2 separate regions of the Homo sapiens genome follow, and region 2 is linked to region 1. A link is a loop called in an ENCODE intact Hi-C map of the cell type or tissue named here. Cell type or tissue: heart left ventricle. All regions are shown on one strand. Region 1 overlaps VAT1L (vesicle amine transport 1 like). Region 2 overlaps VAT1L (vesicle amine transport 1 like).

Region 1 (8,000 bases):
TATTATATGTTATATAATAATATAAGTACATAAGTGATTTGGATTACCTATATTATCTCTCTCTTTTTTTTTTTTTTAACCATGTGCATGTTTTTCTTTAAAATAGAAATAGTGAAGTTCTGCTTCAGTCAGAACCTGCATAGGTTAATTAAATGCACGCTTTACTCCAACTCTACAACACTAAAGGACATGAAGGCTGCAAAACGACTGGGAAGGGCTGCCCCCATACACTCAACTCCTCCAGTTTCTCATGCATCCGTCCACCAAGTTTTACCAGACATTTACTATGTGCCAGGTTCTGCACTGGGCACAGGAGCAGAGGGCCGGTGGAGACACAGTCCCTGCCCCCACAGAGCTCACAGATGGGGCAGGCAGAAGCCACAGAGGCCGTGGTGGTCACGCTTCGGGAGAAAAGAACCACAAGTCAAAGGGGCACAAAAGGGGGCAACCAACTCTATCTGGGATGCTGGAAAGGATTCCTGGGGATGGAGATGACTGAGTGGGAATAGCCCTGATTGGAAGAAGAAAGAGGAAGGGAGGGCATAATGAGAAGGGGGAAAGCATGTGGGGAAACTGGCGTTGATGCTAAAATAGCATAGTCACGCAGGATCTGATAGCAGGATAGCAGATATGCTGCTACTGCAAATGTAATAAGACCAAGAAAAATAGTAAGAGAGGACTTAGGAGTAGTGATAGCAAGTATGTATTGAGCATTGATTGTTCTAGGCACTTTGATGCATTATATCACGTAATCTCACAGTAAACCTAGACTGTGTAGAGTATTGCTAACCAAATATTTTAGACGAGTGAACAGAGGTGCCAATACGTTGCTCAGCTGGTATGTGTGGCAGCCAGGAGTGAAGCAGATCAAGCTGTTACTCTAGTGGTGTTGGAGCAGACATCTAACCTCTGTAAACCTCAGCTTCTTCCTCAGTAAAATAAGGTGACGCTGGGCACAGTGGCTCATGCCTGTAATCCTAGTGGTTTGGGAAGCCAAGATTGATTACTTGAGGCCAGGAATTCTAGACCAGCCTGGGTAACATAGTGAGACCCCATCTTTACAAAAAAAAATTTTAAAAAGGCTGGGCTTGGTGGCTCACACCTGTAATCCCAGCACTTTGGGAGGCCGAGGCGGGCGGGTCACCTGAGGTCAGGAGTTCGAGACCAGCCTGACCAACATGGAGAAACCCCGTCTCTACTAAAAATACAAAATTAGCCAGGCATGGTGGCACATGCCTGTAATCCCAGCTACCCTGGAGGCTGAGGCAGGAGAATCGCTTGAACACAGGAGGCAGAGGTTGTGGTGAGCTAAGATCGTGCTGCTGCATTTCAGCCTGGGCAACAAGAGCGAAACTCCATCTCAAAAAAAAAAAAAAACTATTTGGGTGTGGTGGCATGTACCTGTAGTCCCAGCTACTGGGGAGGCTGACGCAGGAGGATCACTTGAGCCCAGGAGTTCAAGGTTGCAGTGAGCCATGATTGAACCACTACACTCCAACCTGACAGAGTGAGACCCTGTCTCTAATAACAAACAAAAGTAAGATGAAAGGTCATTCTGAGAATGCCAGGGTTGAGGGCTGCACAATGCCATGCTCATGGCAAATGCTAACTGTGGTGGCTGAAGTTCGGTGTGTGTTAGGGAGTAGAAATTGGAAAAGCGGAGGAAATAAGTGAATGAGGGGAGACTGGGTCAGATAATAGGGGCCAGTCTAGTGTGATAAACTAGATGTGTGCATTTTATTCTGAAAGCTGTGATGGACATTGGGAAGTCCAAAATAAATAGTGACATGTTCAGTGTTGTGTTTGAGAAATGTCACTCTGACCACAGAAGGACTTTTGGAAACAGCCAGGTCAGGTGGAGGAGTGTTGTCATAGTCCAGGGTGAGAAATGTGATGATCCAGACTAAGAAGAGACAGTTATAAGAGCTGTCGAGGACAAAGAGATAACACAGTTTCTGAATATAGGGACGTGGGGTTGAGGGAGGAAGAGGAGGCCAGGATGCTGCCCAGATTCCTGGCTTTAACGCTGGGGAATGGTGCAGTCCATCCACTGAAGCAGGAAACACAGTAAGAGGAGTGTTAAATTGCATCCCACCCCCACCACTCCAAATTCATATGTTGAAGCCCTAACCCCCAGTACCTCACAACGTCACTTTATTTGGAGATAGGGTCTTTACAAAGGCAATCGAGTTAAATTGAGGTCACTGGAGTGGGCCCTCATCCAATATGGCTGGTGTCCTTATGAGAAGGGGAAATTCGGACACAGAGTGTCATAGAGAGAAGACGGCGTGGAGAGACGCAGGGAGAATAGGCACATCTACAAGCCGAGGAGAAAGGCCTGGAATAGATCTTTCGCTCACATCCCTCAGAAGGAACCAACCCTGCCAACACCTTGATTTTAGACTTTGAGCCTCCAGAACTGTGAGAAAAGGAATTTCTGATGTTTAAGCCACTGGGTCAGTAGAACTTTGTTACAGCAGCACTAGGAAACTGACTTAGGGAGTAACTCATTCAGAGATGGCCACGAGTTAGGTTTTGGATCAGTTGAGTGTGATGTGTCGCTTTTGGGACAGCCAGGTGGAGACAAATGCCAAAACGATAGAGACCCAAGTCCAGGACTCAGTGGGCAGCTTGGGACCGGAGATTAACACATGCCAATCATTTTGGACACTCTGGCATTCATAGCACAGTGCAACCAGTACAGAATAGAAATTTGAAAAATAGTTGAATGAATAAATGAATATCCTATTTGCCTAAGGACAGAGGGCGAAGGGAATACAGGGAGACTGGAACTAATTGTAATTTCCCATCCCAGTAGTAAGAAGGTTATCTCAAGCGCTGTCCATAAGGAGCTATAACTATGACATATCTGAGGCCAGCAAATTTTAGAGAATTGCTGCATTGGTTGCTGATATTTACCCTCCCTAGAAAAGATAGTCCTCTCTTTGCTTTATAAAATCTAGAAGGCAGGAGAATTAAACAAGTATCAATGCTATTCTTAGGACAGAAAACTATAGCCTGTCCAGAGTCTCAGGTTCATGCCCATATTCTGAAATGTTGACCTCCAAGGGAGTGTGCCAGCAACATGTCTATTTTAGGTAGGAAGTTTAAAGCCTGCTTTGCTTAAAATGTCAAAATAAGTAGACAGCATAACAATGGAAAGTGGTAATAAGTGGAAACCAGGAGACCTTACTTTGAATCCCAGATTTGCCTCTGAAAAAGTGGGTAACCTTAACCTTTCTGAATGTCTTTTCCTTTATCTATAGAGCAGTCAGGGGAGGGGGTAATTGGATGATCTTCCAACTCTGACATTCTGTGATTCTCTCAGTGTTGCCTTTAATTGCAACGGGTGATAAGATGACATTTCCATAAATTGACCTGCCAACCTGATTTAGTCCGCCAGCATGAAGACATGAAAATAAGATGATAGGCAGAAATTAACATCACAGATGACGCTGGTAGAATATTTTCCCTCCTTAAAATGGCAGATGGAACACCAGAAAGAGACAACACTTGGCTTTAGAATGCACCTTAGTTACCAGAAAACTGGGTTTTACTGGAAAATGCCTGAATATACATGACCACAACATTTTGTCCAATGACTTCAAGTTTGACCATACTGAAAAACGATATGGAAAAATAAACCTGCTCCTAACTGCATTTGTGATTTCCCCTGGACCACTTAATATTTAAAACTTGTGTTGACCTCTTCTCTATATGCCTGGACATCTCGGCAATGGATATAATAAGCCCCTAAGGGGGAAAGGTAATTAGGATTTATTATCTAAGTGTCACATTTTGTGCCAGGTCTTTGACCTGTGTTGCAAAATACCTTATTTACACTTCCCTGTAGAAGATGCTGTCAGCCACATCCTATCTTTTCTGCACTTAACATGCCGAAGGTTGCTTAGGACTTCTGTCTGCTGTGGGAGCCCACTTGACTGGAAGAAGCCAGATAGGCACAAGAATTACTATTGCAGAAGCAGCCCTCAACAAGTATCAGATGCAAATGTGCTGGATAAATACTCCGGCTTCCTTGCTCATGGTTGGGATAACTCAGAGGCGTATTCTACACTTGCTCACAGGGTTCCCCAGAGGGATTGAGCTCCAGTTACACATGGTAGATATGGCCTTGATAACACATCTTTTATTGGCTGCCTTCTTTTACTGTCTTAATACCTTGTTATTTCCGGAGATCATTGTCCAGGTAAAATACCTACATCCAAATCGTTATCTTAGGTTCGGCTTCTGGGGTACCCAAACTAAGACATCTGCAAGAGCGCTGTGAAGTAGGTGGCATTGTAAGATATCAGTTTTTAAGTCTTGGTGCTTGGATTCGCCTGATTCCCATTGACTTTCCTCTATGCCAGTGATTCTTAACCACAGGACATTTTGTCCTTCCACCAAGGCGACACTTTGCAATGTCTGGATACATTTGTGGTTGTCACAACTGGGAGGATGCTACTGGCATGTAGTAGGTAGAGGCCTGGAGGGCTAAACATCTGACAATGCATAGTACAGTCTCCTACCACAAAGACTAATCCAACCTTAAAAAGGCCCCCCGGGCACAGTGGCTTGCGCCTGTAATCCTAGCACTTTAGGAGGCTGAGGCGGGTGGATTACCTGAGCTCAGGAGTTCGAGACCAGCCTGGGCAACACGGTGAAACCCCATCTCTACGAAAAATACAAAAAATTAACCGGGCATGGCAGCATGTGCCTGTAGTCCCAGCTACTTGGGAGGCTGAGGCAGGAGAATCGCTAGAACACAGGAGGTAGAGGTTGCAGTGAGCCGAGATCGCACCACTGCACATTGCACTCCAGCCTGAGTGACAGAGTGAGACTCCATCTCTAAAAAAAAAAAAAAAAAAAAAAAAGTCAATAGTGCCGATGGAGAAATCCTGCTCTACACCCAGCAAGACTGGCTATGATCTGGTGGCTCCTATGTGTGACATAGCTATTGTCTTTTCCTTCCAGGGTCAAGCTGTGGCTCAGCTGTGTTCCACTGTCCCCAACGTGACTGTCTTTGGAACAGCCTCTACTTTCAAGCATGAAGCAATCAAAGACTCTGTGACCCACCTCTTTGACAGAAATGCAGACTACGTGCAAGAAGTTAAAAGGTAAGATGTTTGCTTTTGAAAAAGCACCAGGCTGGCCCTTGCTCTGCTCTCAAAGAGCAGTAGCACTTATTTAAAAGAGGGATAATAATAATATGTAGCAAACATATATTGGGGGCTTAGTATTATTAGCTCTGTGCCAAATATTTCACACGCATTAGTTCATTTAATCCTCTTAACCTCACTATTATCACCAAGGAACGAATCGGCTAACTTGGAAAGTTAATGTATTAAAGTTACGCTAGCTCCTATTTGACCATCTTAACACATGGAAGTTTATTTCTCATTCATTCACATGATAGCTTAAGGTGGATATTTGGTGGATGATCTTCTGTAAGAGCATTCAGAGACCCAGGCTCTTTTCATCTTATGGTTCCACTATTGTCTTGGGTCTAAAGGTCCTTTGCTTCTAGCCAACAGATGGGCAGACAGCACCAAAGGGTCATGAATAGGAGGTTTTATGGGCCAGTCCCAGAAAGAACACACACCCTTCTCATAGTCTAGCACTACTGCTCAGGTCGTTGGCTACGCCTTACTGAAAGCAAACTGAGAAACCTTGTCATTGGGTGCACCCAGAAAGGCCTGGCACTGGCAGTAAAGGGTGGAGCCTGGAGTCAAGCCAGGCATTTCAACTTCGGAGCCCGTGATTTTCCTGTATAGATAGCACCTCTCTGAACAGTGAAGCATGAGCCAGAATTATCCATAGGAAGAAAGGGGCAGGGAGGGGGCTGCTCTGGGAAAGGAAAGTCGTGTGCATGCATACTGAGGAATGCAAGAGCCTCAGAGGCTGGGAGAACTACAAGAAGGCTTACTGGGGTGCAAGTCCAGGGATGTCTTGTTATCTCATCTAATTATAGGTGTTGGCAAAGGGACACCTGGGGGGAAAGGGAAGAAGGGGCATGAGGTGAGGCTGAGCAAGGAGACAGGTATCAGATGCACATAAAGACCATGTACACCAATCCAGCAAATGTGGACTCCAACCTGGGTGTGACCAAGAGCCACTGACAGACTAAAATGGGGCTATGATTGATTTGAGTTTTGAACAATCACTGGTGGTGCAGAGGGGATGGATGGGTAGAGGGAGGCTGGGGCTGCAAGATCATTTGCTGGCTGTTGCAGTCACCTGGGGGAATGATGGTTTATAACCTGTGATTCTGAAGTTATTGATCATGGCCACATGTTTGTCAGCACAGGGAAGCAGATGGAAACCCAGCTGCCATCATGGTTTTAGATGATTTTGTGTGTCTCACTCTGGCTATTGCTCTGGGCCCCAGGCTTGTTCTCAGGGTCCATGCCACTCAGAGCTTCCGAGAGGATTCAGATTTGGGCCAGAGCCATTGTTTCGGCATTCTCATTTTCCAACACAAAATTGTTACGTACAAAGGTATTACGTTGTCCAGATAGAATCATAATAAAGAAACAAGGCTGGGCACAGTGGCTCATGCCTATAATCCCAGCACTTTGGGAGGCCAAGGAGGGCAGATCACTTGAGCCCAGGAGTTTGAGACCACCCTGGCCAACATAGTGAAGCTCGATCTCTACCTGTGCCCCCCCACAAAAATACAAAACGTAGATGAGCATGGTGATGCATGCCTGTAGTCTCAGCTACTCAGAAGGCTGAGGTGGGTGGATCGCTTGATCCCGAGAGGTAGAGGTTGCAGTGAGCTGAGATCATGCCACTGCACTCCAGCATGGGTGACAGACAGCAAGAGCCTGTCTCAAAAGGGAAACAATTTTCTTCAAATCACAGATTAAGATGGGAAAACTGAAGGACAAGTGGATGGGAGAGCTGGTTATTTGAGGTGATAGTTTTAGAACAGATTTGGTGAAACTTGGGAAGTTTCTTGAAAAGGAGGGGGTTCTGATGGTCTTAGTTTTCAGATTTATTTTTCAATTTTGAATGCAGAGCATTGCATATAATTTAAGGTTGTCCCAATAGTTCCAGCAGGATGTGAAAGGAAAGCTTAAAGCTAGATGTTAGAAGTTGACCCTCTGTTTCTCAGATGTCTAGAGGCTGCAGGCTAATTTTGAGGACATCCATTTGCCCAGTTCCATAGCTCTCAGGTAATTCTTCTTATCCTTTTTTTTTTTTTTTTTTTTTTTTGAGACGGAGTCTCGCTCTGTCACCCAGGCTGGAGTGCGGTGGTGCAATCTCGGCTCATTGCAAGCTCCACCTCCTGGGTTCACGCCATTCTCCTGCCTCAGCCTCCCGAGTAGCTGGGACTACAGGCACCCACCACCACACCTGGCTAATTTTTTGTATTTTTAGTAGAGACGGGGTTTCACCATGTTAGCCAGGATTGTCTTGATCTCCTGACCTCGTGATGCGCCCATCTTGGCCTCCCAAAGTGCTGGTATTACAGGTGTGACTGCGCCCGGTCAGTTCTTCCTATCTTTAACTTGACTCTCTTAAGCTGTGGTCTGGAAAATGAACTATCGTTGTCCCTTCAGTCATTGTTTCTTTGACTTCCTTACGTGTATTTTTGCAAGCATTCTTTCATGTACGCATGAATACAATTGCTTAATACATCTGTGCTTTGTGTCTGTGATGGCCTGGAGACTGTGCCAGAGCCAGAGATCCAGCAATGCCATCTTGAGAGCCACTGTCCTTGTGGAATATAGAGTCTTAACGGAGGGAGAGGGGACAAAAAATAAAACTATAAAGAGAAATAACTGATTCACATTTTCGACATGTGCTCTGGTAGTGAAATGCAAGGTGCTATCGAATACTTACTGATGGAGAAATCAGAAACACTGTCAATCGCAGAGTGGGATTTTGGCTGAGAATTGAGGGATGAGAAGTTGGCCAAAGGAAGAGCATTTCTGACTAGCAGGGATGCCATGGGCTAGGATCCCACATCAGGAAAAGCTTGCTGAACTTATGAA
Region 2 (8,000 bases), 61 kb after region 1:
TGCTGGGAGGGTGCGACCCATTTGGCTGATCCATGCTGTAAGGAGGATGGAAAAATACCATCTTCCAATTGGTTCTCAATATCCAGCTTCATCCCGGAAACTGTAAGTTTAATATGGAAAGGCAATGAATGCATCAGCCCTCCCAAGCTGATCATTCCTAAATCTTACTTTGCCCATTTTTCTCCTCCTTCCAACTCTGAGCTCCCTGGAGGAAGGAGCCTTCCCTTATTGATCTCAAGGTTCAGAACGCATAGCAGAACACCCAGCCTAAGATAGGCTCCCAGTAAATGTTTGTTCAGTAGAATAAGTTCTCTCTCTCCTGAGCTTACCATGGCTATTAGTTAAAATTAAGTTGCTCAGGAAGCAGGCACCATCCATCATTCCTTCCTATCTAGCTTCTTGTTTATTCAAGAGAGTCGTGGCTATGTAAACAGTGCTGAGGCATTCTGCAGTAGAGGCTGTGCCAATAGGGGAGAGGAAGTGCATTGAATCCAACTAGGCACTAATGAAAGGCTGAAAGTCCTTCTGGAGTTTTGAGGGTGTGTGTGTGTGCATGTGTGTGCATGCATGTGTGTGCACGCATGTGTGCATGTGCATGTGTGTGTGTGTTTCAGCAGCTTTCTCTGCAACCTAGGTGTCCAGGGGAAAACAGAGAGCCCCTTGTGCTTCCTGATTTGCAAACCAGACCGGTGCCTTTCATTGACAGGTGTTGTGCCTAGACCAGGATGCTGTTTTGATTGGAAAGGATGCTGGACTGATTAGTTGAAACAAAACATTCTCCAATTAACAGAAATAGAAGCTGGAGCTGGAATGTGAAGTGTTCAGCAACAGTGTTGCCAGGCAGCCTATTTAAAATTAATTAGAGGTAGAGATACATGGAACTGAAAAACACCACCCGCTTCCCTGCTTAAGAGAGCTGGGGTAGGATGAATGATGTGGGAATTTGCAAGCGTTACTGAGCGAGTCTGAACTGCCTTCTCAGATCCCATTTTTTCAATTGGTGGCTCTCATGCAGATGAGTGAGTCAATGTGTGAAATAGAGGAGAGATGACTGTGATAGAGAAGGACAAAGAAATTACAAAATATCCCTCGCTTTCTAAATGCCCTTAGCTCCTGAGTTTGCAGAGCAAGAATTCAGAAATTCAGAATTCACAGAGCAAGAGATACCTATTACTATTAATAAAGGTTCAGTATATCTCATTTATCTAAAAAACAAACCTTGGCCGGGCGTGGTAGCTCACACCTGCAATCCCAGCACTTTGGGAGGCCAAGGGAGGCAGATCACTTGCGGTCAGGAGTTTGAGGCCAGCCTGGCTAACATGTGAAACCCCATCTCTACTAAATAAATAAATAGCCGAGTATGGTGGTGGGTGCCTGTAATCCCAGCCTCTTGAGAGTCTGACATACGAGAATTGCTTGAACCTGAGAGGCAGAGATTGCAGTGAGTCAAGATGGTGCCCCTGCACTCCAGCCTGGGCTACAAAGACTCTGTCCAAAAAAAAATAAATAAATAAAATCAAACCGTATCCGGATACAAACAAAATTCCAGAAGGAAAAGCAAAGTGATTGCTGTAAGGATTGCACAGAGCTGCCAAGCATTCACCCATTCAAACAGGACCTAGTCAGTCCCTGGAAACTTTTGCTTTTCATTCAAGTCTGGCCATTGCAAATCTTGGCTGTGTCTAATCTGATCTGGTGTGAGTTACGAATGTTCAAAAGGTGGAGGAAACTGATAGAGGCAGGTCCATTTAAAACTGCCAGAAGTGATAGCCTGTATCCCAGCAATGCAGGAGAAGGAAGCAGATGAGACCTCCAAAATGCCCTCTCAAGGACTCAGCGACACATAGCTGCCATTTTTAGTAGGAACAAAACAACTCCACACACCTCATCAGCATTTGAAAACACCCCCTGAATTATACTTAGAAGACTGAATATCGAAATATGTATGTGTTCATATGTCAATATATGTATATGAATGTATATAATATATAAATGTGTGTGGATATAGTCATGCTCTGTATAATGACATTTCAGTCCACAGACGTTTGCTTAAGACAGTGATCCCATAAAATTCTAATACCATATTTTTACTGTACCTTTTGTATGTTGATGTGTTTAGATACATGCTTACCATTGGGTTACAATTGCTTACAGTATTCAGTCCAGTAACATGCTGTACAGATTTGTAGTCTAGGAGCAATAAACTGTACCATACGGCCTAGGTGTATGGTAGGCTATACCGTCAAGGTTTGTGTAAGTTCACTCTATGATGTTCACACAATAACAAAACCCCCTAACCATGCATTTCTCAGAATGTATCCTCATCATTAGGTGTCATATGACTGTGTGTGTGTGTGTGTGTGTAGTGTGTATGTGCATATATACACACACACACATACATACATACATGTAGATAATTCATCAGAAGTTAACACAAATATCCATTTCATTAGATCAGCAGTGGCAAATCAGCTTTATCTCATTTGCCAGTTTCATTGCCTCGAAGGGCTACCTGGAAATCTGTTTGCACAAGGACTCTGATGCCAAATCTTATCTTAATGGTAAGAAGGGCCATTACTGACAGGAATAGCATCATGGGGCTGGGCAAGGAAGCAAGCCAGTCTTTCTTTCCAGCTGGAATAAGCCATAGCCCAAGAACACTGTAAATCGGGACTATTCCTCTGACTCCTCATGGAATTGCTTTTACTGAACAATATGTTGACATTCCCCTATGTTTGCACTGAGACGTGTTGCATTAAGAAGCAGCTCTATTGTGTATCTCATACGGGTGCTTGATAACTTTATCCATGGAAGTGACTCTCCTTTAGGAGAACCCATGGAAGAAATACATCCAGTGGGAGAGAAAACTATTTCTCTTGAGAAATGTGTTTGTTCTGATCTTCTGGGGACCACAGATCCTTTAATTAGTTACATTCCTATTTTTGCATCGGCTGTGGAAGTCAGATATGCACTCTCCTGTAAACCTATGCAGGACCTTTCGTATCTATTTTATCTGTTCCTCTTACCTGTGACTTAATTTTATGTCTCTACTAATATTTTCCCTTTGTCCTAATTTGGTCACTTTATTTGTGACTTTTAGGCACTTGTACTAAGTCACCTCAAATCCTACTTGAATAAGTAACAATCAAGGAAACTTGTACACTTTTTTTTCTTTTTGAGACAGGATCTCACTCTGTTGGCCGGGCTGGAGTGCAGTGGCACAATGACAGCTCACTGCAACCTCTACCTCCCAGGCTCAAGCAATCCTCCCACCTCAGCCTCCCGAGTAGCTGGGACTACAGGTGCATACCACTACACCTGGGTAATTTTTATAATTTTTTTTTATGGTGACAGGGTCTCACTATGTTGCCCAGGCTGGTCTTGAAGCCCTGGGCTCAAGCAATTCTCTTGCCTCAGCCTCCCAAATTGTTGGAATTACAGGCATGAGCCACTGCATTCTAGCCACATATACTTTAGAAAAACCTTTTTTTCAGGTTAGCACCTACTGAGACAAGTTACTTTCTGGAAAATTTAAGCATGTGGAATATTTTATTTCATAAATGAAGAATCTCTCGCTGTGTGAGTTTGGGATGGCGGGCGGGGGTGGAGGGGCAGTGTCTGTATGTGTCTCTGTGTATCTGTGTCTATGTCTGCGTGTACAAATGCATGTACAACATCCATGTGGTTCTTATTAGGTCTTGGAATTAAAAGGTACTCTGTTCAAGCTGAGTTTCTCAGAGCCACAGAATTATAGTAATTACCAAGGCCAGTTCCATCAAGGCAGCAGAGTCACACACGTTTCAAATGAACAGACAAAGGGAGCCTAAGCCACTGTTAGAAATGTGCTGCTTATTAATGGCTGCAAAGGAAAATTCTTTTCCTGCCTTGGCCTCAGAATGCAAGGAGATTAATTCTTAACAATGAAAAGACAGGCAGCTGTCAGCGGCTTGTCACAGCTGGGCATGTGATGAAGAGAGAGGTGCTGTGACATGTGCCAGCAAGGACAGGACTTATGCAGTGGAGAAGTAGGGAAACAGCCTCGAAAATAGGGCAAAGGGAGAGGACGGTATTAAAGTGAATGCCACTCTATGTGCCTGGCAGTGTTTTAGGCACTTTTTAGAAATTCCCTTTAAGCTTGCACACTCCCAAACGCTTCCCATTTGATGGATAAAAACGGTGAGGAACAGAGGGCTGAAACCCCCTCCCCATGGAGCCAGGATTTAAACCTAAGTTTGCCTGACTTTCCAACCCATGCCACTCTCACTGTGCCAGTGGCCCTCAAAGTGTGCACTGTGAACCACCTGAGTTGGAATTCCTGGGGAGCTTTATAATGCAGATTCCGGGACCTCAACCCAGACCTGTTTGTTCAATCTTCGTTGACGTCTACAAGCACTAAATCTTCAGAGCCACCACTGTACCTTGCAGCCTGTTAAAAGTCAGCAGTTCCTTGCCACAGTGGTGGGCTTTGGAGAGTTCTCCCAGCTCTCAATTCCTCCTTCAGCAGGAGACCCTGCAACCTGTGTGACCCCCCGAACCTCGGCTTCTGGAGGACAATTCTGAACATCCGTTAAAAGGAATAACTTTGGCTGGGCGCAGTGGCTCACGCCTGTAATTGCAGCATATTGAGAGGCCAAGGTGGGTGGATCATGAGGTCAGGAAATCGAGACCATCCTGGTTAACATGGTGAAACCCCGTATCTACCAAAAATACAAAAAATTAGCTGGGCATGGTGCCGCGCACCTGTAGTCCCAGCTACTCAGGAGGCTGAGGCAGGAGAATAGCTTGAACCCTGGAGGCAGAGGTTGCAGTGAGCCAAGATCATGCCATTGCATCCTAGCCTGGGAGACAGAGCAAGACTCTGTCATGGATGAATGAATGAATGGAATAAACTCAGGGGCCCAGAATCAGGTCTTAAAATCTTGGTCCCTGGAAAGATTGATGTTAACAAAATTAAGCCAGCATCCTCACCTATCAGGTTTTTTCTACTCTCTGTTGGACTTCTGTAGAATTTCTTTGGTATTTTTCAGAAGCCAGCCTCCTGCCTAGTCACACAGCTTTCTCCTCCGGGCCTCAGTTTCCCAATCTGTAAAGTGAGGGAGATGGACAAAGGCTTCTCCCAAGCCTGCTTCTTTCTCAAAGTTGGTACCCAGGGTGGCTTCACACAGTTTTTGAAAACAAAGTGCCTTCACTACACTGGGGAGAGAGGAAAACAAAACAAAACAAAACAAAAGCTGCTGTGAAAACCATCCCAGGATAGCTCATATGAGCTTAGCAGCCGACACACTGGTGTGTACAGGACCCATTTGTCAAGCTGACTGTCTCTCCACAAGCTTGGATTTCTCCCTCATGGTCTGGGGTCTGCCTTCCCCCCCTCCCTTCCCCCAGTAAAGATGAGGAAATCTATTTATGCAGCTCTGAAACTAGACACACAAGAAGTTGCATCCCCACTGGTTCTTACCAGCTGTGAGACACTGAGCAACTGATTCAACATCTCTGAACCTCCTTGTCTCCATGTGTACATAATACAGATGTCAGCTGGCATCCCCCTTTCTCCCGGAGAAGCTATATTGACTCAGACACCCCCGAGTCAATGTTGTGGTCTTTGAAAGTCTGAAACTCTTCCTTCAATATTTGCTATTTTCTAGGGCTTATGATCTGGAGGTTTTCCTCATGACTGCAGGCAGGATCTCTTTTTCATGCAGGACCACCCCAGCATCAAGCTCAGCCTCTTCACTGGGTCCCATAAGATGCCCCTCCCTGGCACACATATCAGGCATTTTAAGCTTTAGTGTATGAGAGCCGGGAATGAGCACATCAAAATGCACAAACTCCCAGCCTTCTCCAAGCTTCCACCCACTTCTTATTTTCCTTCCTCCCCACTGTTTTTTTTTCCTGAGACAGAGTCTTGCTCTGTCATCCAGGCTGGAGTGCAGTGACACAATCTCGGCTCACTGCAACCTCCGCCTTCCAGATTCAAGCGATTCTCCTGCCTCAGCCTCCCAAGTAGTTGGGATTACATACGTATGCCACCACACCCACCTAATTTTTTGTATTTTTAGTAGAGACGGGGTTTCACCATGTTGGCCAGGCTGGTCTTGAACTCCTGGCAAGTGATCTGCCTGCCTTGGCCTCCCAAAGTGCTGGGATTACAGGCGTGAGCCACCACGCCTGGCCCATTTACCCTTATTTTCATATCCCCTCAACCCAGACTCCAAGACCTTCAATTTTTCCCCCTCTGTCTAGCAGGGTAATGTCTCAAGAATATCAGCAAATAAATTACCTAAGCCCTGGGTAGAGAGATAGCCAGCTCAGTCTCTGTACCTTTTCATTTTACTAAAGGATTTCTTTCCAAATACATGGCCCTTTCCATAAGAATTAAGATATGTAAAACTATCTCTGTCTAATAGTGTATGCATTAAAGGTAAGAATACTCACCCACAAGGCTTTTGAGAACATGGGTGGTCCGTTATGTAAAGCTCCTCATGGAATGTTCAGCTTATAGGTAGTCCTCAAAATTAGTAGCTTTTGCCTTCCCTACCACCAAGCAATGGTTACTGCCAGGGCACACTAGGGTCAGGCAAGCAAGGTACCTAGTGTACACAATTTAAGGAGGCACTCACTCTCAGGTTCACGTGCAGCCTGGAGAGTGAGGGCCTCCTTAAATTTTACACCCCCTGGTCTTTCTCTTGCCTAGTCCTGGCCCTGGTTGCAGAATTGGCCAAACCATCTACCCCTTCTGGTTATCTGAATCTGACAAATGTGAATTTGATCCCAGCTTTACCAAATAGTCACTAATTTCACCTCGATCAAGTGGCTTGAGTTTCAGCCTACCATTTACAAAATCAAGCTAATAATACCCCTTAGTGGAAAGGGTTGTTTCGGGGTATTAAAGAGGTCCATATATGCAATGGCGCTTCAATCAATATTGCTTTTCTCTGCCCAGAGTCAATATAAGAACAAAAGATTATTTCAGCTTTCCACGTTCTAGCGTTTTCACTGCTTCCTTTAATAAAATGAACTCAGCAGGAGATGAGACTAGCTAGCCCAGAACTGTTTTTACAGTTTCCCTTCCTAAAATCAATTTTGCTTTTCCCTCGTTCTGCAGATGACGTAAAATCTAGAGAGACTACAGGAAATTGAAAGAATAAAATAGATGGTGATCCTGCAGAGTTGTTGCTGGGTTACAGAAAAGTGCCTTTTGAGAAATCTACCAAACAACATAAAAAGCCAGAAGCAGCATCTTCCTTTAATTCCCCCCACCTCCCCCTGCTTCTGGCTTTGAAAGTCCTTGACCATGAAGCTGCCTAGATGCTTTATTGGGTCCTTGAGTGATCAATGGCATGTATGCATTTGATCCTTTACTGCTGATAATCTGTCATTAAAAAATAGGAGTCGGGGCCGGGTGCGGTGGCTCATACCTGTAATCCTAGCACTTTGGGAGGCCGAGGCGGGTGGGTCACGAGGTCAGGAGATCGAGACCATCCTGGCTAACACTGTGAAACCCCGTCTCTACTAAAAATTAGCCAGGCATGGTGGCGGGCGCCTGTAGTCCCAGCTACTCAGGAGGCTGAGGCAGGAGAGTGGCGTGAACCCGGGAGGCGGAGCTTGCAGTGAGCCGAGATCGCACCACTGCACTCCAGTCTGGGCAACAGAGTGAGACTCCGTCTCAAAGTAAAAAAAAAAAAAAAAAAAATAGGAGTAATAAAATAGGAGTTGGGCCAGGCACGGTGGTGCACACCTGTAATCCCAGCACTTTGGGAGGCTGAGGCAGGCAGATCGCCTAAGGACAGGTGTTTCGAAACCAGCCTGGCCAACATGGTGAAACCCCATCTTTACTAAAAATACAAAAGTTAGTAGGGTGTGGTGGCAGGCGCCTGTAATCCCAGCTACTCAAGAGGCTGAGACAGGAGAATCGCTTGAACCTGGGAGGCAGAGGTTGCCATGAGCTGAGACTGCACCATGCACTCCAGCCTGGGTGACAGAGCAAGACTCCATCTCAA

The links. Hi-C counts contacts between places; a loop is a spot of excess contacts. Peaks named below come from ENCODE experiments on the same cell type or tissue, not always from the same donor. Only the 100,000 strongest peaks of a DNase experiment are listed, where the experiment ranks them.
Region 2: a loop joins it to region 1, with 3 times the contacts of the local background. A loop is called at or near these places in 5 of 110 quality-filtered maps.

What each region holds. Positions count from the first base shown.
Region 1 is chr16:77,857,774-77,865,773 of GRCh38, forward strand. It overlaps VAT1L (vesicle amine transport 1 like), which reads left to right. Exons shown (of 9, transcript NM_020927.3): 4 at 4,975-5,117. Among named protein-coding and RNA genes, the nearest start is that of VAT1L, 73 kb to the left of the region's middle. In heart left ventricle, no CTCF peak of the experiment used is centred here; no DNase peak of the experiment used is centred here; H3K4me3 peaks cover 442 bases; H3K27ac peaks cover 5,939 bases.
Region 2 is chr16:77,918,585-77,926,584 of GRCh38, forward strand. The region is part of intron 7 of VAT1L (vesicle amine transport 1 like); the gene reads left to right. Among named protein-coding and RNA genes, the nearest start is that of CLEC3A, 100 kb to the right of the region's middle. RefSeq lists an enhancer at 482-981. In heart left ventricle, no CTCF peak of the experiment used is centred here; no DNase peak of the experiment used is centred here.